3 separate regions of the Homo sapiens genome follow, and regions 2 and 3 are each linked to region 1. A link is a loop called in an ENCODE intact Hi-C map of the cell type or tissue named here. Cell type or tissue: CD4-positive, alpha-beta T cell. All regions are shown on one strand.

Region 1 (8,000 bases):
AAAGGGAGACGGCGCGAAGGAGTGAGTGAGAATCAAGGCCAGGCAGGAGGCATGAGGAGTGCTGAACGGGTCAGGGGGACTAGGGCTGAAGTCGGGGTGGCAGCGGGCACAGGTGGGAGAGGGAGGGATTTGCGCGGAGGGACTGAGCCCCGAGCCCGCCAGGGCATCCGGAGGGAGGCCCGGCCGGGGGTTTCTGGGGTTAGAGCCGCCAAGGCAGGAGGTCTTGGAGGACGTCCGGGGCCCAGCCCCGTGGGCAGGAAGACACCGGCGGGCAGGTTCCGCCGCTCCCGGCCGGGGGCGGGGGGCGGTGTAGCCTCTTACCTTGAAGGCCACGGGCAGGGTCTTGTTGCAGCGCCAGTGCGAGGGCAGCACCGAGCACAGGAAGTTGGGGCTGTCGGTGCGGACGAGTTCGGCCGGGTGGTCGGCGATGATCTCCACCATGGTGCGGTTGTCGTGGGGCGGCCGCAACCGGGGCACTGCAGCTGCCGCCGCCGCAGCCGCCGCCGCCGCCGCAGCCGCCGCCGCCGCCTCCTGCTGCTGCTGCTGCTGTTGCTGCTGCTGCTGCTGCTGTTGCTGCTGCTGCTGTTGCTGCTGCTGTTGCGCAGCCACCACCGGGCTCACGTCGCTCATTTTGCCGGGCTGCAGGCTGCTGGAGGGGGGGCTGAAGCGCCGGCTGGTGCTCGGATCTACGGGAATACGCATCACAACAGCCACAAGTTAGCGAAGTGGCCGGGGGAGGGGGAGGAGGGTGGAAATGAGGGGCAAGGAGGAAATTGGGGGGGTGAAGGCGAGACGGGGGGAAAGAGGATGGAGGTGATGGGGCTGAGGAGGTGAGAAATCAAGTTTGATGAGGCCGACTGCCGGGCGGAGTCTGATGGGCCAACAGAGTCTGGCGATGCGGCGCAGTCGGGCTGGCGGGTAGGGAGACCCGGGAGGCGCAGATCTTTGCCGGAGTCTTTGGAACACCCGGGGTGGCAGCTGCGAACGGGCGCGGGGGTGTGTTTGGCCTGGGGAGGCGGGGGACTTGAGTTTGCAGCTTGGAATGGGGTCCCTTGGGGCACCGCGTCCTGGGTGCGCTGGCGCCCCCTCCCAGTTGGAGTCCGGTGGTGAAGCGGTGTGGGTTCAGCAGTCCAGCCCCGGGGCCGGCATTGCCGCGCGCTGCCCGCCACCGCCGCGCCGCGCCGCGCGCTGCTACCCAGCTGCAGGCGGCCGCGCCTCCGCCCTCCCGCGCCGCCGCCTCCGCGGCGGCCGCCGCTCCCCCCGCGCGGGCTGCACGCTCAGATTCCTCCCGCGGCGGCTGCCAGCCCGGCTCCCCGGCTAGGCTCCTTCCTTTCCCTTCTTTTCTTCTCGCCCTCTCACAGCCACCTCTTTGCATCCACTCCCTCCTGCAATTTGCAAAGCTCCCCTGTCTCTCGCGCTTCAAGGTGCCAAGAGGTAAGTCGTGGGCAGCGGATCTCGGGGCAACGAATCTCGAGCCTGCGAATCGCAGCCGCTGCCGCCGCCAGCCGGCCGCGAGAAGGAGCCCCCCGCGCGCCGTGTGCAGTTTCCGAAGCCTAGAGGCGGCCCCAGACTAGGGGCAATCTCGCCAGGTCGCGTCCTCTTGCTCTCCCCACCCCTAGGACAAGGAACCCCCTCTTTGTAGGAAGAGATTGAAGCCGAGACACCAGAGAGCCCCCGGCTGATCTGACTGTCGCTATTTTTCGTTGTAACTTCAGGAGAGGAGGAAAGAAAATTCTTGAGCCTCTGTGCTGACTTCTCAGCACTCTTCACCCTCCCACCTCTACCCCCACCTCTGTCTGAGCGACTCCCAAGGGAAAAAGATTTTGCAGGGTTTGGGTGTTTTTTGTTTTAAGTGACACAAAAAAAATGAGGAGGGGGGGTGGAGGGAGATCTAGTCAAAATAGTTTTTAGGAACTCAAGTGCATAGCTGGACATTTCTTTTTTCTTATATATTCAATCTTGTCATTCCTAGAGAACAAGAATGAGGTGTTTGTTTGTTTGTTTTTGTTTTAAGGACTGAAAAACTGTCAGCTTTGTGATTAAAATAAGTTGCAAAACCCTTGCTGGGGAAAAGCACCAGCCGTTTTCCATGAATTTAAATATTTTATTAAGTCTATTCTACATCTAAGACTAAGTTTCGTGTCTGTCTTCCCCAGCGCTCACGGGGAAAAATTAAAAATACGAACTAAAAAATTCAAAATGCTTCCGTGGCTGTTTATTTATGTATTTATTTCCTAGTGTGGGTTTAAAAAGCGACTTTGGATCCCCCAAAAAGTTGTGGTCGAGAGGATGAAGGAGCGCGGAAAAAAAGCGGCACTTTTTACCTAAAATGTGGTTTTTGGAGGCTGGGATTTCTAATGATTAGGTTTTTGTGGTTTATATAGACACGACTCTGGCTAAGTCGATCATTACGCTGATGAGAGTCAGAGCACGTGGGTGTCTACGACCAGCCTCAAACTCTGAGCCTTCAAAACAAATAAAACAATGTGCTGCGCCCGCAGAAGCCGGGAAATCCGCTTGAGGCTATTACACCCCAAGAAGGGGGCACAGGGCCGTTTTACCCTCGGCGTTGTGTACTACTACGTTTCTTGCTTATTACCAAACTCTTTAAAGCCTTCCAAAGCTTGAAAACGTGTTTGCGAAAAAAATCATCAGTTGCCAAAGTTTCAAAGATTCCTAGTGGAGTAGCTGACACAGTAACAAGTGATTTTATAAAATAAATGAAGAATTAGAATGCCTCCCCCTCGAAGCATCAAGGAAGAAAGATGGTTGGGTCATCTCTCACGCCCTCCCATCTTATTTAAAGCAATTCACATACCCATTACTGGGTGTTTTTATTGCTCAGTGCAAACGCCTCCCTCACCCTCGTAGCGACCTGCCACGACCCTCCCTGTCTGGTTTTAGAGCTTTGCTCCCACTCGCTGAGCCCACGCCCGGGTCTGCGCCCTAGAAGGGGCCTGGAAGGGCTCTGAGAGCATGAGGGGCACGGAAGATGGGGGCCTGGTGCCAGTCGCGGACTCTGGAGCCCTTTCGAGTACAAGATGAGCTTGGGGGGCTGTGGTTGCGTGACTCGGGATCGCCCCGCTGAAGAGATGCGCGGGGGACTGAGGGTCTGCCAGACCGCGGGAGCAGAGGTGGGGGTGCGGGGTAGCCAGGTGTGCGCTCTCGAGGGGTAAGGATGGAGTTCAGGGGATACTACTCTGTCCTTCCTAATTGGGGCTTTATTTTTACCTGCCCTTCCTCCATGCACTGCTCCACGCCTCCCTCGTCGGTCTTTCCCTTTCCCACGTTTCTCTCCACGTTCCTGCCTCTTCCCCAAATCCCTCCACAGACACTAGCCCCAAGCCGCGCCCCTCCCGCCCCACAGCCGCCGCCTGCCACTGCCACCCTCGGTGACTCCGAGAAGCGATTCTGCGCCACCGGCTATGACACCTGGTCCCCAACCTACTCTTCGCGCCCGGCCTACTGGCCTCCCAGCCCGGGCGCCGCCAGGGTGCGAGAACCCATTTAGCCAGACCGGACCAACTGGAAGCGCAGCCAGGAGCTGAGCTGGCTCCTGCGCGTGCGATTTTTAATTATCTTTTCGGTCACAGGGGAGAGCTCTAACCCCGGGCACCGCCGCGTCCCCTGCGTGCACAGGTCTCTCGAGTCCCACAGGCGGCCGATCCGGGAAGGGAAGCCAGGCTTTCGCCTCAAAAAAGAGAGAGAGAGACTGCATCCATTGCTGTCCTACCTTACACGTCCACTCATGTGCACTCGGACACACACTCTTGCAAGTCCACACGCAGACACACATAAATACATACACACTCATAGAGTCATGGCTTTTTTTTCCTGCCTTTTTTTTTTCTTTTTAGGGGGCTAGTTTTACTTTGGGCATGTTGTGCCACTGTCTAACAGAGATCCCTGGCTCGTTTTTTGTTTTTAAATCTGTGGGGGCTGCAAAGGGGGGAAGCAGTTATGGGAATTGATTATTTCTATGGTAAAAGTGACACCAAAATTCCATAACTACCATGGTGGGTGATATGCCACCTTCTCTGGGATTGTCCTCCTCCCAGGAAGTCCATAGAACAGAGAATTCCTGGAACTTTGAAGACAATAAGAAACAATTAATATTTCAAATATGGACCACCAGAGGGGCTTTCCAAATAAAAAATTCTAGAATTGAATTTAAGAAGTTACCTTGGGGACTTTTCCTCCTTTTTTCTCCATCGCTGTTTTGTCCTTTGTTTTATTTGGTGGATAGCAAACTATGCAGTCCTCAGTGGTTGGGGATTTTAAGGGCAATTTAATCAATAGTGAGATTATTTATTTTAATTAATCATATCTAGTAACTCAGCTTTATGGCCTTTCTCAGTATCCTTCCTCCATTTCACATTTCAGTGGAACTAATATAAGCAGCTCTTGGAAGTTACTAGTCTTGGATCTCTTAAAATATCCTACAGTTATTTATAATGTGGAAATGAAATTTTCCACTGAATACCCTAACAACGTTTCAGGTATCTGGCACAGTGGGTTTTCAGTCTCCTTTCAAAAACATCCTTTTGCTGAACATTCACACTTTCGACTGGAACTGACTGAGCCTGGAGCTGATGATGTCTTGGCTCTGAGCATTATGCTTAAAGAAAGAAAACATTTTTACAGACCCCTAAACCAAACCTCTCCTGTTAATCGTAGGCACATAGGAAAACCATGAGGTTTTACATATGTGTATTTTGTGCTATAGTTTGCTTGATGTCATCTTTGGGTTTAGATTTTCTACGTCAAAATGTTTGAAACAAATCACCCACCCTATTTCTCTTCAGAAATATTCATCTTTTCAGTTGTATGTGATGGCACTAAAAAGTATACACTTTTTTTCTGAAAATGTGGCAACTCTGGAAGATACAAACATAATCCCACCCACCACTCCCTACCATGTCCTTTAACATTTAACATAACTGTTTAGTAACAACACCTGACAATTCTGACTTTCTAGACAAAGAAAATGAGATGTGAAGCAGTCAGGTTATTTATCCAGTCAAAGAACTGACTGGGAACAGAACCCATAGGCCTTTTATCCTGGTTTCCTTTTCTAACCCCCATACATTATTTTATATATACTTATGATGAAAAGTAGAATAAGTCCCTGTAAAATCTTAAAATATTTTTCAATGGACCAGCTATTAAAGTGGGAAAACCAATGGAAAATTATGGGCACATTGATGATCCCTAAAGCTTTGAATGTCTCATATGGGAAAACTTTATAAACAGAACGATCTTTGGAGAATTTTCGTTTGGACTCTGATTGACAGAAGGTTACTCAGCCCTTGAAGAAGCAGCATTGCCACTAGACCAGGAGTCGTCATACTATGGCCCATGGGACAAATTTGGCCTAATGCCTGTTTTTGTACAATTCTCAAAGATGTTTTTTGCATTTTTAAATAGTTGAAAAATTAAAAGAATAATATTCATAGTACATGAAAATGATATGCAATGCAAATTTCAGTGTCTACAAATAAAGCTTTATTGGAATATACCTATGGTCAGTCATTTGTGTATTATCTATAGCTGCCTTCACCTAAAGCAGAAGAATTGGGTAGTTGTGACACTGTACGAGTCACAAGGCCTAAAATATCTACTGACTTTTTACAGAAAAGTTTGCCAACCCTTGCCCTAAAGTGAAAGGGATGCAAGACCATGGAGGAGTGAGATAGCAGAAAAGAGTAGATATTTTATAAAGATACTGGAATGGGTGTGCATGTGGTTCAGATTAGTTCTCTAAAAGTGAACAACGTAACATTTAACTTATTCTTTTCTGCATAAATTGTTAATTAGATTAATATTTTTCACTTAATAATTTTGGAGGTGCCAAAACAGAAAGAAAAGAATGAGGAGCGAGTACATTTTCACAGGCTCCTTAAGAACAATTTTCTTACACATCTCCATATGTCAGCATTTTCCATTGTCCTTAAAATATAGTGGGAACACATTAACTGCATAGATGAAGAAGAGTGAAGAAACTCTCATGTAGTCTGAACATAAAAAATAGGTAAGGTTTTAGTAGGTTTATTCCAACTGTGTTGCACATGATTACACAAGAAACTCAATGAGCTTACCAATAATTTTCTAGTATACAATATATTCGTAAGACCTATATACAGTTTTCAGACAGTTAGCTTAGTAACTTAAGTGATCCCAAAGCTTTTTGACATATTTTTTCCATTTTAACTTTTTATACCGTTAAATACTGTCTGATTTGTTTTAAGCTCAGTAAATTTTTCCCATTGTCAATGGACCTATAATAATTTGCATGGCTGTAACAAGAGATGAAATGTTTGTAGTGGAGGACTTAGCATCATAAACCTTTCCTTGTTGTTTTAGTTAGCATTCCCAAGGGCCATATTCAGGCACTTACAAGAGAGTACAGTGTTGTCATAAAAAGGCTGACACTTGCCATATGACCTTTCAGAACCACATTCATGGAGCATCTGTGTAATTACTCTTCAGGCATGGTACTGACTAAAGAGGTATATATTTTGTTTGACTAAAATACCAACTTACTAAACGACACCCTAGTTACCTTAAGAAACCAATGTAATTTCTAAAAAGAGCCTAATTCATTACCCAGGAGTCAGAGAAAACTAATTTTCTCAAATCAGCCTTCTGGTATTTTGGTGTTGGCAATTGTCCTATGGCAGTAGCAGTGATCTTTGAGCAGCAGTGGAATGTTATATATAAAAGTTTACAGAGGTCTGTGATGAAACTTCTAAGAACACCCTAAAATTAAAGATTTCCTGTAGTAATTCAGCCATTCTTTACCCAGCTGCTCACATATTGCCTTTAAGTCACCAAGGAAGGTGCTATCCTATTCTAATCTCACTGCCCAAGGTTCCAAAGTTTCACTTTAGGCATTAGGGCAGTGACTTCAATTATTTGTCCCCTCCCTACACCCTGCCATCAAAGTGAAAAATGTAAATCATAATACTCTCAGTTCATCTAGTAAAGTACTAAAAATATCAACATTTGCACAGTGTGAGAAATTTGAATTACAAACTAGCAAAGTAAGAAAAAATAGAACAGAAAAAAATAGAATAGTAAGAGTTCAACTTGGTTCTATTAGCTGCAATCCTAGGGGATGCCAGTTATTATAAGTCACCATTCTAAGTTTTTTGCTATTCTGGATTTCATACTCAGAAACCGTTCTCTCAGTGTTTTTCCCCATGCTTTTCTAAACTAGACTTTTCTCAGAGAAAACAATTTCTTCTTCCCATCTAGTCATAATCAATTTCTAAAAGCAATGACTCATCTTTTCTGACATTAGATGATTCTCCTGAATTATCTTCGTTATTGGCAGGATCTTTTCCTGACTCATATTCCTATTAGTGACAATATTTCTTCCAGATCATTTTTCTTCCCTAGGTGTGCCAGTTATCAGTTTATTGTCTTGCAGCTCCAAATTCACCTTTTTTTACCTGCTCTGTGAAAATGAATCCGGATCCATTAAATATTTCTCTTTATCAGTTGGCAATCATGTTTTGTCGGTGGGGACGTTAGAAAGACATTGCAGGAGGAAAGGGTTTTGCTTCCTGGTTAACTTGTGCTCACACAGCAGTTTCTGCAGTGCAGGACATATAGATTTCCCAGCTCCTGGCTCCTGAAGTGCATACATACCCACATCTTCTCCAAAGCCCAGCTGCTGCAATAAAGCTAGCTTTTCCAGTGCCAGGCTCCTGAAGCACCGGTAGCCAGAAGTTTCCCCCAGCACCCTCCCCTCCTGGGCTGTTTGTAGCAGTGTGGCTCTGGTGAGGCAACTCCGTGTGAACAGCCTTCCCCAGCACCCTAGAGAGCAGATCTGCAGCAAGCTCTACTAGCACAACTTCTCTGCCACCCAGGGAGCCAAGGCTGTGCAGGGTCTGGATTCAGCCTTGGTTGAGAAGAGGGGAGGACTCTTACTTTGTTGCTGTATTTCAGCCCTGAGGGTAGTGGATGCTGTTATTCCTGTATTCTTTAGAGTTATT
Region 2 (8,000 bases), 940 kb after region 1:
CAGAAGCCTCAAACGAGAAGCAAAAGGAGACCAAAGTCAGAACAGTGGTTGTTTGGTGGGGGTGGGAATGGCCTGGGAGAGGGGCAGAGGGAACCCTCTGGGCTGAACATAAAGGCACTAGATCTTGACTGGGGTTCCTCCGAGTTCCTCTGGCATATGTGTTGTCAAAATTGATCAAGCTATACATTTAAGATCAATGCATTCCACTGTATGTAAATTACACCCCGGTTTTTAAAAATGAGAAGTAAAACGAAAGCGCTGAACAAATGAAAGCTACTTCTGCCATAAAGGAGGCTTTATTGGCCTGCTGTGAACAGAACACTCTCAAGTAAATAAAGTCTCACTTTGCCCTCGGATAGGAGATTATTTTGAAGTTCAGGTTCAATAGTTTCAGAAAACACATATGTTTGTGTCTAGTTCGAACTGGTTTGGTAGGTATTTAAGAAAAAACATTAGTTCAATTCAGAGTTCAGTCAAAAAATAATAATACTTGGATTCGGTTTCGGGTTCAGTGAATCAGGGCAGTGTTTTCCAATTTGGGGGTCATGGTTCGGTTCAGTTCAAGTTCTTGTTAGAACAGCCCAGCATGGGGCTTGGCCCCTGGGACACGGCCAGCCTGGCCCACCAGCCATTGTCCACACACTCCCATCCCTTCCCAATCAGCAGCAGTCAAGGGGGCCCTTTCCAGCCTCTTTCCTGCACCTCCCAAAAGGAGAAACCAGAACTTAAGAGGAAAAGAAAATAGTTAAATTTTTTGGCAAATCAAACCTCGATCTGTACTCTTGCACACGTGGGTGAGGCAAGACTTGGCCCCTCAGATGCTGCCACCCACCAGGAGGAAGAGTAAATAATCAAGGCATTGGGGCAGTTTACGCCCTGGGCCCTGGGTGGGTGGGGGCTGCTATACCCTTTTGCAGGTGGAGGAACTAAGGGAGGGGGTGTGATTCATCCAGTGCCTCAGTCAGGGGTGGAGACTGTGCTCATACCCAGGTGTGCACAAGCAGTGGGCACGGTATGAGAAGTCCTCCCAGACCACCCCAAGCACAGTGGCAGCGGCTTACTCTTCCCAACCCCCCACTGCACCCTCTGTCCCCAGTTAGTCCCAGCAGACACATGTGTGTGGTCATGACTTCCCTTTTTAGCCTTGGCATTTCTGCTTAAGAGTAAGGCTCCAACTTCTGTTTCCAAGATTCCCAGCAGAAGCTGGCACAATGGGCAGAAGACAGAGCTCAGAACTATTGCTGGAGGCTTCTGGGAATATCATTGATGTGGTATGGAAATAAGCCTCTAGAGGAGCCTACGAAAAGGAAGGTTACCTCCCACCTGGCTCTCCCTTGCTGCCCTCTTCCCTCCAGCCTGGCACATAGATAGCTCCCTGAGCCTCAAATACAGAACAGCCTACAGAAGACCAGGCCTTTAACTCTGGCCCCTGCCCACCTCATCTCCTGCTGTCCCCACCTTGCACCCTACTCTCTAGTCAATGGGGAAGTTTTATGCCCCTGTGCATTTGCACGTTACATTTCTTCACGCAATGCACTTGTCCTCCTCCTTATCCTCCTGTATAGCTTCTCCTGGATGCTTCCTAGGAAGAGTTGACCACTCTGAGCACAGAAGGGACCAGATGGGGAGGGCATCACCCAGGTCTCAGGTACCTCCTGCTTCCCGCCTGCAAAAGAGTTATCAGTCCTTGATACAAACAGCCTCTGCTGGCAGGACCATCATGTACAGTTGTGCAGTTTATGCACTGCACAAATGTGTCCAGCTAAGAGGGTTAGCGGGGACTGAACTCCACTTGCAAAGCTGTGCTGCTGAAGGCTGTGCCCATCCAGAGAGGGCTCTTTTTCCTAATTCTCCCTGTCAAGGGAGCAGCAGCCTTGCCCAGCAGACATGTGCAGATCCTAGGAGGAGGCATTTGGTGCCTTGACCAGCCGTCTTGATAAGCTTGTCACTCATCCTCGCTGCAGTGACTTGCAGAAAGGCCTGTCTGCTGCTGGGCTGGTTGCTTTCTTCCACAGGCCCTGGAGGGCTGGGGCTTCTCTCTGTAATAGTAGCCCTGAGCACAGCATCTAGCCTGCCAGCTGCCTGGCTGCTACAAGAGCTGATTTTACCCAATGAATTGAGGACCTGGCGAATTCTTTCATTTTGGCTTCCATGCTTAGGCTGAATGTCCATCCAGCATCTGTCAGAAGCTGACACCATTTCATGGCCCCCTGTGGAAGTGGCCGATGCTGTCCCTGGCCACCTGGCAAAGGGGGCCTGGGTGAACTTCCACCAGCATCTGCTTCTGCCTACATAGCCCCCACCCCGGCCAGCCAGACACCGCCAGGTCCTCGGCTCACCAGGCTTAGGGGTTTGGTTCTTGTCCTAAAAGATATTTTAGATAAGCGTCTGGGCTGTGGAGGAGGCACGTGCAGGTATCGGGACCTTCTTGGCGGTGGTATCTCCCTTCCAGGCCCTGTCAGCCTGGCTGTGCCCCCTCGGCCTGGCCCAGTGTGTGCTTTTCTGCTACCTGTGCTCTGACCATGGGGTCCTAAAAGTCCCCACACCCTTGTTTCTGATGCGCTGCTCCCCTCAGACCTCCATGCCCTCAAGGGACTCCTGGGCTGCTGCCCCAGTTCAGGCGACCACCACAGCACACAGCATAATTGTCCATGCCCGTGGCCCACAGCTGCCTACCATTTGGGCATCACGGATTCACGCCTGTGAATGCCACTTCTCATCTCTCAACCTCAGAGGCATCCAGGAGAAACAGCACAGGTCAGGTGGTCCTAAATTCAAATGTCCACTCTTCCCTCCCCATCCAGAGAGTTTGGGCAGCTTGTTTAGCCTTTTCCAACCTTAGTTTCTCTTTACAATGGGGAGACAACACGACCAACAATGTGCGTTAGGCAAAGTGATGTCTGAAAAGTGGCTGGTACCTGGCCCGAATGACCAACTCGTTGGGTTGCCCAGGATTTTCTGAGTTTAGCACCAAAGCTGTGCATCCAGGAACTCCTCAGTGATGAGCAAACTAGAACAGCTGGTCCGCCTACAGCCCCACACACGGGAGCCGCTTCCTCTTCACCCACCACTCAGAGGAGCAACTGACAACCTGGAGCAAGACCATCCGCGAAGCCTTCGGAGTGAGGAGAGGCGGCCAGGAAGGAGGATTCACCGTGCCAGACCCAGGCTGGGCCTCGCTTTGTAACACCTACCAACACCCCTTCAAGTTGCCCCATGCCCCTGCAGAAGTATGAAGTCCATAGGGCTGTGGGCCCCACAGCTCCCAGGGCAAAGCCCGGCAGGCAGTGGGTGCCCAGGAGCCCCAGCTGCTGGGTGCTCCCACACGCCCTGGCCAGGCCAGTGAGGGGGGCGCAGCCCAGCAGGCCTCCATGGGGTCCTCTGGAGGGAAGGAGGAGAAGGGCTTTTACTCCTTTCCTTGGGCAGAAGTGCAGGTAAACAGGCTCCTAACCCTGCTGTAAGGTAAAGCCTGTGAAGCAGGAACAAAGCGGTTTGTTCCAGCTCACCGTGTCGCCACAGCCCGTGGCCGGCCGTCTCTGGGGCAGCAGTGACACCTGCTGGCCGCCGGATGCACCTTGCTCCAGATTCCCTGCGGGAGCCTCCTTGCCTGCAACCCTAAGGAAGCTCGGGGGACCTGGTCAGCCGCACAGGAGAGGCCAGTTCGCCCAACCCTGCAGCCCTGGGGGGCGTCGGCTACAGACAGGCAGCTGGCTGGAGATGCTGCTGGAGCTGCGGGCTCTGGGTCCTTGGGGAGGGGAGGACAAGTGGCCTCTGCATCTGTCCTCTTTGGAGCCTGGGCCCCGCACAGCCTTCAAGAACTTGGAGGAAGAGGGTTCCTGGACAGAGCTGAGGGTGCAGGGAGCTAGACCAGCTTGCAGTGGCAAGCACCCTCTCCTGGATTTACCTATTTCCTCCCCTAAATGCTCCAAGAACACATCGTTTCCCCCATAACACTTCTTGATTCTAAGAACAGTCACTTTCTCAGAATCTTCATTTTCTCTTTGTTTCAATCCTAGTACTAATAGCTGGTTTTCTCTTCAGTGCTTCCTCCAGAAGCAAATGTCTCTGCAGCTCATGAGCAGGATGGGACATGCCTGAAAGGTGGTACCATAAAAGTCTTATGGGGACAAGGGGACCCTGTCGTCAGCCACCTCCCTGGTAGCCAGCTGATCACTGCCCACACTCCAGCCTCAGACGAGCAGCTATTTAAAAACGAGGCCTCAGCAGAATCTCAGGCTCTCACATGCCTCAAAGTCCAAAGGTCTATGCTCTTCCTAGTAGACATCTGGGGAAATCGAGGCTGAGAGAAGCAGAACGGCTTGTCCCAGATCTGACAGCTGGCTCAGCCTCACCCTCTGTGCCTCCCACTGCTCTGTGCCTGCTTCAGGCTTCCAGAAGAAATCATGTATTGTGTTTGGGGATGCCTTGATATCAAGGAGAAAAACTGAATACAACATTAAATGTTTATCCATAGGGGGACTGATTACATGAATAATCTATACCCACCCACTGGAATGCTGTAAAATAGCACACTGGCCTTAGAATGGCCACTCCTCTGTTTATTTGGTGACTGTGAGCAGATTACTCACCCTCTCTGAGCCTCTGTTTCCTAATCAATAACGGGGTGATGCAGTAACATCCTTCTAAGGGTTTATCTGAGGCCCCCAGGACTTCATGACTTTACAGGATATTTATATATAATAACTCCTTTTTACACACACACACACACACACACACACACACAGATTACAAAACAATATATGTGCTTATTCTCAGTCAAGATTCTGAAAAACATGGGGTGAGGTGACTTGAAAAGAGTTTACTTATAGGGTTTAAGGAAATCAACAAGGGAAGAAGGGCCAGTAACCATCCGCAGGGCTGAAGGGTAAAGGGAAGAGGTCATTATGGGAATCCAGAGAGGGAAAATGTGTGAAGGGGCCACCTGACAGGAGCTACGACTCCCAGCAGAGGGCCGCCACTAGTCCCCTGACCATGAGGGCTGCTGCGACTAGTCCCCTGACCATGAGGGCTGCCGCCAGCCCTCTGACCCCAGGATCTGCCACCAGCCCTCTGACCCCGGGGTCTGCCACCAGCCCTCTGACACCAGGATCTGCCACCAGCCTTCTGACCACGGGGTCTGCCACCAGCCCTCTGACCCCGGGGTCTGCCACCAGCCCTCTGACCCCGGGGTCTGCCACCAGCCCTCTGACCCCAGGATCTGCCACCAGCCTTCTGACCACGGGGTCTGCCACCAGCCCTCTGACAACGGGGTCTGCCACCATCCCTCTGACAACGGAGTTTGCCACCATCCCTCTGACCACAAGGTCTGACCTGGCACAGAGGGAGCCAGCGACAGGAATATCCTAGCCACACCTCCTGTCCCTTGCAGAGGCTGAGCCCTTTGATGCAGTGCACACCGGTCAGCTTCTGCGCAGAGAGTACGGTGGAGGAGGCAGCCAGGGTACAGGCCCAGACAGCTTGTATGCATATGAGAATGTCCAAAAGAGACACCCCAACATATCCAACTGTGTTCATCTTGGGTTGGGGGCCAACTGCGGTTGCCAGGAGTAGGGGAAATGACACTTGGATCTTTTACTTCCTATTTCTCTATATTTGCATTTATAACAACTAGCAGATATAAAACGTGTCATCGGCAGCAGTAATTAAAATGTTCCATTTGGGGAACAGCACCTAGATTTCAGTGAGGTCCTGGTGGAAAGAGCACCATTCAGGGGTCCGCAGTCTCAGCAGCTGTTCACGCCTCCTTCAAGAAGTTAGCCTGCCCCCTACTCCAACCCACTTGCGGCAATGGCTGCACAGAGCTCCAGGTCAGCTTCAAGTTGAAGGACCGTACCTCATGCTGGGCTGCTCTGTACCATTCTACTTAAATGAGGCATGTGTATCCACAGCTAGACAGCGGCCACCTCAATGTCCTTTTCACAGCCCTGGGCTGGGCACAGAAGAGGTGCCCAGGAATATGTGGCCGCGACAGACTGATCGAATGCACCAGCTCCGTGTCTTACCAGTGGGATGACCTGCGGGGTAAGCCATTTAACTTCAGCGTCCTCATCTCTCAGGTGCAGAGATGGATGGAGGCCTTGCTCACCTCCCAAGGCTGCCAGGAAGTGAAAACATTCTGAAAAGGCAAAAGCACATGCAAAACCGATGTGTCAGGAGCAACACACTTGGATTCATGCACCTTTGCAAATGCTTTTCTTTTCAGTGTTTAAAAAAAAAAAGTGTGTTTAAAAAGAGAGATCACTTCTCTTCATTTCCTGCCCTCTCCCCTTCACAGGGGCATGAGACATTTCATTCAGGGTCACAGATTCTGTTTCTGTCTGGGGGAGGCCGGCCTCGGGGGATTGGCCCCCTTTAGGAATTTGTACCGGGGGAAATATAATCCAGTGTTTTCCAGCCACCATTTAGCAAAAAGTTGTCATCGGAGTAGTTTCCTCCCAGCGATGCTGCCTTCACCTTACCCCCACCCCGCCCCCCAAAGGACCGACTTGGTGACTCTCTTCATAGTTACGAACAAGCAAATCTGCAAAAACTTAGGAGGCCTCGGCTGAACCAAAACGTTTTTCAAAGAAACACTTTCCAGCCTAAGAAAGGTAATATCCTGGAGGGCTGCCCGCCTTCCTGCAATTAACTAGAATACCACCCAACGGCGCTTTTGTTGGCTACCATTTCCCATGGAAATACCTCAAATGCTTTTCCTCCTGGTGGTTCAGCAACTAGAGACATGGAAACAGGCTGCAGCTCTAAAATGGGACCTTTGTCTTTTCCTGTTCAAGTCACAGAAGGGTAGTCTGGACCAGAGAGCCCTTCCTCTGCCACCCACGGCAGCCTAGGCACGGGCAAGGAGCAAGGGTCCTGGCTCCCGTGTGGGCTCTGGGCCCAGGCCCTGAAGCAGGATGGGAGGGGAGGGGGCGATGTCATGAGGAGGGGCCTAGGGACTGAGACTCTACCAAAAGTGTATTCAAGTCCAGCCCCACCAGAAAGCCTCCAGCTCTGTGAACTTGACTGCTTGACTGTACCTCCCTAAACCCCCAGGCCTCCACTTTCCTATCTGTTAACTAGGGAAGCAAAACCTTGCAGGGTTGTAGTGAAGATTAAATGAGCAACACTTGTGCAAGCTCCTGATACCCAGTAGGTGCGTGTTACAGCATAGTTTTCATTTTACTATTTGAGTTAGAGTGTCTGCTCCACTGTCTCCTTTTAAAATATAAATGCTGCAGGAGGAATAATCTTTGAAGGTTTCTAGAAGCCCATCAGGAAGAGGAAAGGAGGTGGTGGTGCCAGGTGGAGGAGGCCAAAGGAGAGATGTCAGGAAAAGCAAGCCACAGAGCAGCTGATCTATCCTATCAGGGGCAATGGCAGAGAGATCTTCCAAAGAAAGTGTTAAGGCTTCTGAACCCCCCTGGAAACATAATGCAAGGGCTGTCCCCTGACCAGGTGGTCTGTACCATGCCATCAGTGACAAGGACACTCGGAGTTTCACCACTAACAGGATCCAGAAAAGGAATTGGTATGCAAAGTATGTCCCTCCAGCTTCAAGCCTGCCCTGCGCGTCCTCCATGACCTCAAGCCACGCCGCTGCCCTCCTTCCCGGCCAACGCCAACACCGGTCTGCAACTGCACTGATACTAGGTTATCAGCACCAGGCCTCTCACTTCCCAGAGGCACGCTCTTGTCCACCTAGAGCAGCCTGACCAGCCCTGGGAAGGACCTCCGGCCCCGATGACCTGTCCAACTGAGTGTCTGCACCTGAAATTCTACCAGCAGCTGTTCATTTCTTTAAGCAGGAACTGTACAGTTTTGAAAATGTTCAAACTATGGAGGAGACTAGATAAGTAAAAGGAAAAAATGGGGTGGGGAAAAGGGAGTTTGCTATCATTTACAAGGAGCACGAAGATAGAGGCGTGAAGTAATTTTGTAATTTTATATCTCGTGCTATCTTTTGCTCACTGAATCATCTCATTTGACATTATCTCTGATCC
Region 3 (8,000 bases), 120 kb after region 1:
GACCTTCTGAGCCAGGTGCGGGATATAATCTCCTGTGTGCCGTTTGCTAAGATCATTGGAAAAGCGCAGTGTTAGGGTGGGAGTGACCTGATTTTCCAGCTTTGCTTGGCCATGAAAGGGAATTCCCTGACCCCTTGCACTTCCAGGGTGAGGCGATGCCTCGCCCTGCTTTGGCTCACGCTCAGTGGGCTGCACCCACTGTCCTGCACCCACTGTCTGACAAGCCTCAGTGAGATGAACCCGGTACCTCAGTTGGAAATGCAGAAATCACCCGTCTTCTGTGTCGCTCATGCTGGGAGCTGTAGACTGGAGCTGTTCCTATTCGGCCATCTTGGAACCGCCCGATTGTATTCTTTTGGTGGTGTTTTGTCTCCTTGGTTTTTCATGGTTCTTGTTGCATTATGTTGATGTCTGAGCATTTGGTGGAGTAGTCACCCCTTGCAGACTTTTTGGGCTAGTTTTGCTATGGAAAGACCTTCACCTTATGAGGGCGCTTGTTGGTTAGGGTACAACAGTTCTGGCACCAGTGAGGGTTCAAGCTGGGTAATCTGTGTAGCTCTGCCAGCCGAGGTTGATTTTAGACCAAGATTGGAGGGATGCTCAGTGGCCAATAGTGTGAATCCTCAGTGGCTAATACTGATGTCTGTGGTGGCAGCAAGGGTTGTTGGGGTCTTTGGTGACAATGGCTGCTAAGGTCCTTGTGATCTCTTTTACTCCTAACAGGGAAGTTGTGGCTGAGCATGGATTCGTTTTGGTACTGGGTATGGCTTGTGGACTTGCTTGAAATAGCAGTGGTACTAGTTTGTGATGTGTGTTGCCTGTGATGTGGCCTTGGAGTTGAGACCTGAAGCCTGGGTACTTGTGGAGGGAGTATGGCTCTGGCATCTGGGTCCATAATGGCACTGATATGTATCATGTAGGCACCTCACCTGCCATGTTGGCAGCAGTATGTGATGCCTGGAGGCTTGTGAACACATCAGTGGAGATGAGAATTGGGAGTACAGGTATATGCAGAATTAGAGAGGCTCCTAGGTAGACGTGGGGCCTAGCTCTGTGTGATAGCTGGTTTGGTACTTGGAGTACAAGCATGAGCAGTGAGGGCTTGGCTTTTAGCCCAGGGAATATGAAGTTGCTCACTAAGGTGATGGCTCAGATATCTGAAATGTGGGCCCAGTGCAGCCACATTGCCTGGGCTTGGAGTGGGTTATTTGTAGAATGACTGCAGTTCTGGGGTTGGGGCAGGTGTGGAGTTGGGAAAGATAGTGGCTTCTACTCTGTCGTTGGTGATGTCATTTCCATTATTGGATTTTTAAGGCAAGGAGTTACATGATGTATGGTTTTGAATCATCTAATAGCAATGTGGTATATAGTGTATATTAGAAGGGACCAGAAGGATTTTGTAGTGAACAATGCTGAGGGCTTGAATGAACTAAAACCACATAAAGAAAGGGAACTCTGAAAACTGGTTGAAAATTAGTTTTGTGCATGTAATTTAATTTATAAACAAACAAGTTGGTGGAAGGAACATTTTGTCAAATGTTATTAGAATAATCTAGCTGAATTTATGTAGATGTATTTGTGAAAAGACTTTTGTAACTTCTTGAAAATTTCAAAACACGACCATTCATTTTATATGTGTAATAACACTGAATCATAAAATGCAGTAGGTATAGCGGAAGCAATAAATATTGTAGTTATATTGGAGTTGGTATGAAAAGACCATGATATTATGTAATACAGGTGGTGAGATGAAACGAGTTATGTTCCGGTAATATGGAAACAATTCATTTAGATTTAGAGCTAAAAGCCGATGTTTTTCGTTTGAGGTAGTTCAGGGAGTCTAATGGCTTAGATTAAAAAGTTCTACAAACTATAATTAGCCATGTCATTCTCTGGAATTTATGCCTCATGAAAATAATACTTTTCTTTGAAAAGCAAACGAATAAGCAAATATAAAAGCGTGAAGAAAATGCCTATTCCTCTGTGATTCCTATTGGATACATTATGTATTCAAAAAGAAGATCAGGCCATGGTGTTCTTGAGTTGGGTTTCTGTAATCAACTGTTTGTAAAAATAAACGTTTCAGGCTGTTGATTTCTTCTATTTGTGTTCTTTTAGTGCTCAAGTGGGTTTTCATTTTAAGTACATTATTGACTGATGATGGCCATTGGTGCTTAAAAAGAATCTAGGTATAATGGCATTGTGCATTTTCTAAGATATTTTTGGCATTCTTACCCATTAAATGGTTACTTTGCGAGGATAAGCAACTGGAAAAAAATCATTGAAGCCATTCTTTTCTATTCGTATTTTTGGTTTTGTTTTGAATACTACTTCTTTTATTTTCTCACCCTGTATTCCTAATAACTTCTTCCTCTTTGACCTTTCTTTTTAGGAAAAAAAATTTAACAGAAACTTTCTGAGGTCTGTTTGTATAGCTTTGAAATAACTTCTGCTAACAGTCTGTTTAGTTTTAGAAAATGATACTAGCCTTGTAGAGCAGTAGAATACTAAGTGGTATCATTAATGCCAAACATAACGATAAAATAGTGGAAAAATTTATTACATATTTAGTTTTTTGGATGGTTTCATTGAGGTGTGTCTTTGAGCATAATTATCAAAGTGATTTTTCCTTTAAATTAAGTAACATTCCTCTGCTAAATTGATTTTCAAAATTAGACCTCTATAATTTGGATGGATGGGTAGAGATTAGTAACTTTTATCTGTAATATTTTCCTGTATAAAGCAGTTTTAAATGTCTTTTAATATATTTTAAGTGAAATATAATTATTAGATATTGCTGTTTACACATTTAAATAGATAAAAAGTATATTATTTTTCCATTTATAAAGCATCCACTTTGTGAGAGTGACTAACTCTTACTGATCCTGATCTGTAGTATACTAGTACTTAGTTCTCATCTGCCAACATATTTAGCTTTCTACAGTATATAGTCTATTAAAAGAGAAGTACAACAAATTTAATTTAAAGATTTAATTGGCTTTGGTTTTTTTTTTTTTTGAGACAGAGTCTTGCTCTGTCGCCCAGGCTGGAGTGCAGTGGTGCAACCTCCCCCTCCTGGGTTCAAGCAATTCTTTTGCCTCAGCTTCCCGAGTAGCTGGGACTACAGGCGCGCACCACTATGCCCAGCTAATTTTTGTATTTTTATTAGATATGAGGTTTCACCATATTGGCCAGGCTGGTCTTGAACTCCTGACCTCGTGATCCGCCCACCTTGGCCTCCCAAAGTGCTGGGATTACAGGCATGAGCCACTGTGCCCGGCCTGGCTTTTTTTGTTTGTTTCTTTTTTTTTTTTTTTTTTTTTACTTCTAGAATCAGGCAACATCTCATTCTATTAAATAGAATGGACTGAGCAGAGATAGTTGGCTTTATAGGCCAAAAATGGCTGAAGAAAACAGAAACGAGAAACAAAAAGCAAATTGGTTGTTTCAAAGTTACTTTCCTTAGTGATGTTAAGCATTTTTTCATATGTTTGTTGGCCATTTCTCTATCTTCTTTTGAAAATTGTTCATGTCCTTAGCCCACTTTTTGATGGGATTGTTTGCTTTTTTGTTGCTAATTTGCTTGAGTTCCTTGTAGATTCTGGATATTAGTCCTTTGTCGGATGTATAGCTTGCGAAGATTTTCTCCCACTCTGTGGGTTGTCTGTTTACTCTGCTGTTTATATCCTTTTGCTGTGCAGAAGCTCTTTAGTTTAATTAAGTCCCACCTATTTGTCTTTGTTTTTGTTATATTTGCTTTTGGGTTCTTGGTCATGAAGTCTTTGCCTAAGCCAGGGTCTAGAAGGGTTTTTCTGATGTTATCTTTGAGTATTTTTATAGTTTCAGGTTTTATATTTAAGTCCTTGATCCATCTTGAGTTGATTTTTGTATAAGGTGAGAGATAAGGATCCAGTTTCACTCTCCTTTATGTGGCTTGCCAGTTATCCCAACACCATTTGTTCAATAGGGTATCCTTTCCCCGCTTTATGTTTCGTTTGTTGAAGATCAGTTGACTGTAAGTATTTGGGTTTATTTCTGGCTTCTCTCTTCTGTTCCATTGGTCCTGTGCCTATTTAAACCAAAACCCAATGCAATACCACTATACTCCTGCGAGAATGGCCATAATCAAAAAATAAAAAATTAATAGATGGTGCCATGGATGTGGTGAAAAGGCAACACTTATATACTGCTGTTGGGAATGTAAACTAGTACAACCACTTTGGAAAACAGTGTGGAGATTCCTTAAAGAACTAAAAATGGAACTACTATTTGATCCAACAATCCCAATCCTGGGTATCTACCCAGAGGAAAAGAAGTTGCTATACAGAAAAGATAGTTGCACACACATGTTTACAGCAGTACAATTTGCAATTGCAAAAATATGGAACCAGCCCAAATGCCCATCAATCAATAAGTAGATAAATAAATTGTGGCATGCATATATATATATATATATATATATATATATATATATATATATTCCTGAGATACTTCATTATATATTATATATTCCATATATATATATATGTATATATGGAATACTACTCAGCCATAAAAAGGAACTAATGGCATTCACAGCACCTGGATGGAACTGGAGACTATTATTCTAAATGAAGTAACTCAGGAATGGAAAACCAAACATTGTATATTCTCACTCATAAGGGGGAGCTAAGCTATGAGGATGCAAAGGCATAAGAATTATGTAATGGACTTTGGGGACTTGGGGAAAAGGGTGGGAAGGGGGTGAGGGATAAAAGACTACAAATTGGGTTCAGTGTATACTGCTTGCATGATGGGAGCATCATAATCTCACAAATCACCACTAAAAAACTTACTCATGTGACCAAATACCACCTTTCCCCCGCAAAGCCTATGGAAATAAATTTATTTAAAAAGTTACTTCCCTCATACAATTGACGCAGAGGGGACTTCCTTATCATGCTGGCTCCAGGTAAACTGGGCCTCATTGGTTGCTGTGGAAAACTGGCCCATCTCAAAATTCAGTTCATTTACTTGGCACTTAACAGGAGTGATTCCATTTTGGTTTGGTTTTGTCTGCTAAAGTTTAGTGTGGGAGGCTAGTCTAAAACAGTGACTTGCCATAAACTTTAACAAATCAAATCCACTTGCTAAAGGACACTGAAAGATACAAAGTTAAAAAAATACTGTACCTTTGGCTCTTTTCTAGTTATATTAAAACAAAGTACAGCTTAATTCAACAAACTATTTTCAAATTCCCATTAGGTGCCACATACCGATAATATAAAGATTGATAAACTAAAATGATCCTTGCTTTCAAGTATTTGACAATGTTAAGAGTAAACAGTCTTGCACACATGATACATATGAAATAATACAAATCATAGCTATAAACAGGATTTTTAGGGACATAAATTAGAAGAACCACTTCTGTAAGGTGATGTAACATTAACTAGGAGATTGCCAGGAGGGAGAACTGATGGCAAAGGTCATTTCAAGCAGAGATGAAGCAATTATCCTCAACCCCTGCCTGCACCAAAAAGACCCAAAACAATAAGAGAAAAACCCTAAACTAAAAAGAATAAGGGGAAAAACTTAAAGGGCTAATGAATAGAAAAAAGAGAACTTCCCATTATGTTTTAATAGGTTGAAATTATATAAAGCTGGAATGGAAAAGAGCATGAGTTATAAGGTAAAGAGAATAAGTTTCAAGTTCCAATTGTACCTGCTCTGTGTTTCCAGATAAGTCACTCAGTTTTTGTAAGCTTCCTTTTTCTCGTTGCAGTAGATGCTGTTAGTACCCCATCCAGTCCCTTTTTATCTGGATGGTTTATTTACCTATCCCTCACCCATAGTGTTGGTGACTTACAGCTCTCAGTTCTCACTAGTGCCACAGAATTGCCAGGACCTGCCTGCCCAGAAACCCCAGAGATCTTAAGCTTCCCACTTTCCCAGGGGGTAGGTAGGTGACTTGTAGTCAATGACTGGTTGATATAAGGGTATAAGGCCTTGTCTTTGTCTCAATATGTGACATCTCCCTGGTGCCAGTTAGACTCCAGAGCTCACTCTGAGATCAGGTTGAGGCTAGTCTTTAGCTGAACCCACAGTTTTGTTGCCTCATTCACTTCTTTAAATTTTTTACTAAGAGCAGTTCCTCAATCATGTGCACAGAGTTCTTAGGTTTTGCCTCTCAGGGACTTGACCTAACACCCACCCCCACTTTCCCCAGCCCTTTAAAAAATCTGCGATCAGGTATACATAATTTAAAATGTACAGTTTTCACCATTTTAAAGTATACAATTCAGTGGCATTAAGTATATTCCCAATGTTGTGCAACTGTCACCACTATCTCTTTTCAGAACTTTTTCATCAACCCATAGGATAACTCCAAACCCATTAAGCCGTCGCTTCCTATCTTCCAGCCCCTAAGCAGCCACTGGTAACACCAAGGAGTAGAATTATCTCATCATATGGTAATTTAACTCACTGAAGTACTTGCCAGCTGTTTTCCAAAAGGGCCATGTAGTTTTATATTTCTACCAGCAATTTTGAAGTATTAGTATTTTGATTCTCCACATGCTCACCAATGCTTGTTATTTTCCAATTTTATTTTGAGGGTCATTCTAGTGGCTGTGGATACTCTTCTTTCAAATTGAACTAACTCTCCTCTTAACATTATTGTGAGAATCAACTTGTGAGAGAAAACTTTTGGCGTATTACAAAGCACTGTATAGATGCCTTTACTTGTGATGTACGATTCAAACTGAAATCGGATTTAAAAGATTTGTTCTATCTTTGGTTTTATAAGACTTGCATAGAAAGAAAATAATAAAATTCAGTTGTGATTAACTATTGGGCAGTCTAATAGAAGTATACAGTATTAAGCTTTTGGTTGTCCCTTTTTACATTTGAGAGATGTTATTCTTGACATAGTTTCAGTGTAAGAAAAGATAATTGGGGCTCAGTTTCATTTTCAGTGCCTGCTATTAATTAAAGGGCCACTTATGCCAGAATTTCCCATTGATATGTTTTGTTGTGTGTGTGTGTGCACACATATATATATATATTCACATATATAATACGCATATAAAAGTCATGTTATATACTTACCACTAAGAAAAATGACAAAATGTTGGACAATAAAAAGAACATAAAAACATTTTTCCTATAGATAAAAATTTTAAATCAGTCTACTTTTGTATGTATTTGAGATGTATATATATGTACATGATACTGTTAATTAATTAATTTTTTTTTTTTTTTGGCAGAGCCGGGGTCTCACTGTGTTGCCCAGGCTGGTCTGAAACTCCTTGGCTTAAGTGATCTTCCTTCCTCAGCCTCCCCAAAGTGTTGGGATTATAGGCTTGTTAATTTTTTTAGCTACCATTAAAATTTGTTTTCTGAATTGACTAAAAAATCTCTGTAGTGTGATTTTTAATGACTGTGTACAGTATTCCTCCTTGTGGATATTACAGCATTTTCATAAAAAGATAAATAAAATTGAACTTTTACTTATATTACACATTTTTGTGTGTGCATATGAATTAAAATCTCTAATCTTCAATCTTCAGTTAAGATTTCTTTTGTTAAAGGGGACACATATCTTATATTACTGCTTTTGTTTTTAACATAGTCATCAGTTTAAGATCATTACTTCATACAATTCTTTTTTTTTTTTTTGAGGCAGAGTCTTGCTGTGTTGCCCAAGCTGGAGTGCAGTGGCGCAATCTCAGCTTACTGCAACCTCTGCCTCCTGGGTTCAAGTGATCCAAGTAGCTGGGACAACAGGCCCCTGCCATCACATCCGGCTAATTTTTTTTTTTTGTACTTTCAGTAGAGATGGGGTGTCACCATGTTGGCCAGACTGGTTTCGAACTCCTGACCTCAAATGATCCACCTGCCTTGGCCTCCCAAAGTGTTAGGATTATAGGTGTGACCACTGCTCCTGGGCACTTCATGTAATTCTACAAAACATTTTAATTTATTTTGATGTTTTTTAAACTTTGCATTTACGTGGTTTT

What was found. A loop is a pair of places that touch in the nucleus more often than their neighbours do. Peaks named below come from ENCODE experiments on the same cell type or tissue, not always from the same donor. Only the 100,000 strongest peaks of a DNase experiment are listed, where the experiment ranks them.
Region 2: a loop joins it to region 1, with 4 times the contacts of the local background. A loop is called at or near these places in 17 of 110 quality-filtered maps.
Region 3: it touches region 1 in a loop (2.2-fold over the local background); 4 of 110 quality-filtered maps call a loop at or near these places.

The regions. Positions count from the first base shown.
Region 1 is chr6:45,415,279-45,423,278 of GRCh38, reverse strand. It overlaps RUNX2 (RUNX family transcription factor 2), which reads right to left. Exons shown (of 9, transcript NM_001024630.4): 3 at 322-686. It overlaps LOC124901324 (a long non-coding RNA gene), which reads left to right and starts at 1,063. Exons shown (of 2, transcript XR_007059602.1): 1 at 1,063-1,434; 2 at 1,620-2,200. In CD4-positive, alpha-beta T cell, a CTCF peak has its summit at 3,598; DNase peaks (open chromatin) are centred at 288, 638, 2,448, 3,558 and 2 weaker places; H3K4me3 peaks cover 3,848 bases; H3K27ac peaks cover 1,017 bases; H3K27me3 peaks cover 899 bases.
Region 2 is chr6:44,471,427-44,479,426 of GRCh38, reverse strand. No RefSeq gene overlaps it. Among named protein-coding and RNA genes, the nearest start is that of MIR4642, 40 kb to the right of the region's middle. RefSeq lists an enhancer at 3,458-3,988. In CD4-positive, alpha-beta T cell, CTCF peaks have their summits at 3,366 and 3,565 (motif pointing left); a DNase peak (open chromatin) is centred at 3,546; H3K27me3 peaks cover 482 bases.
Region 3 is chr6:45,298,995-45,306,994 of GRCh38, reverse strand. All of the region lies in intron 2 of SUPT3H (SPT3 homolog, SAGA and STAGA complex component), which reads left to right. Among named protein-coding and RNA genes, the nearest start is that of RUNX2, 25 kb to the left of the region's middle. In CD4-positive, alpha-beta T cell, no CTCF peak of the experiment used is centred here; no DNase peak of the experiment used is centred here.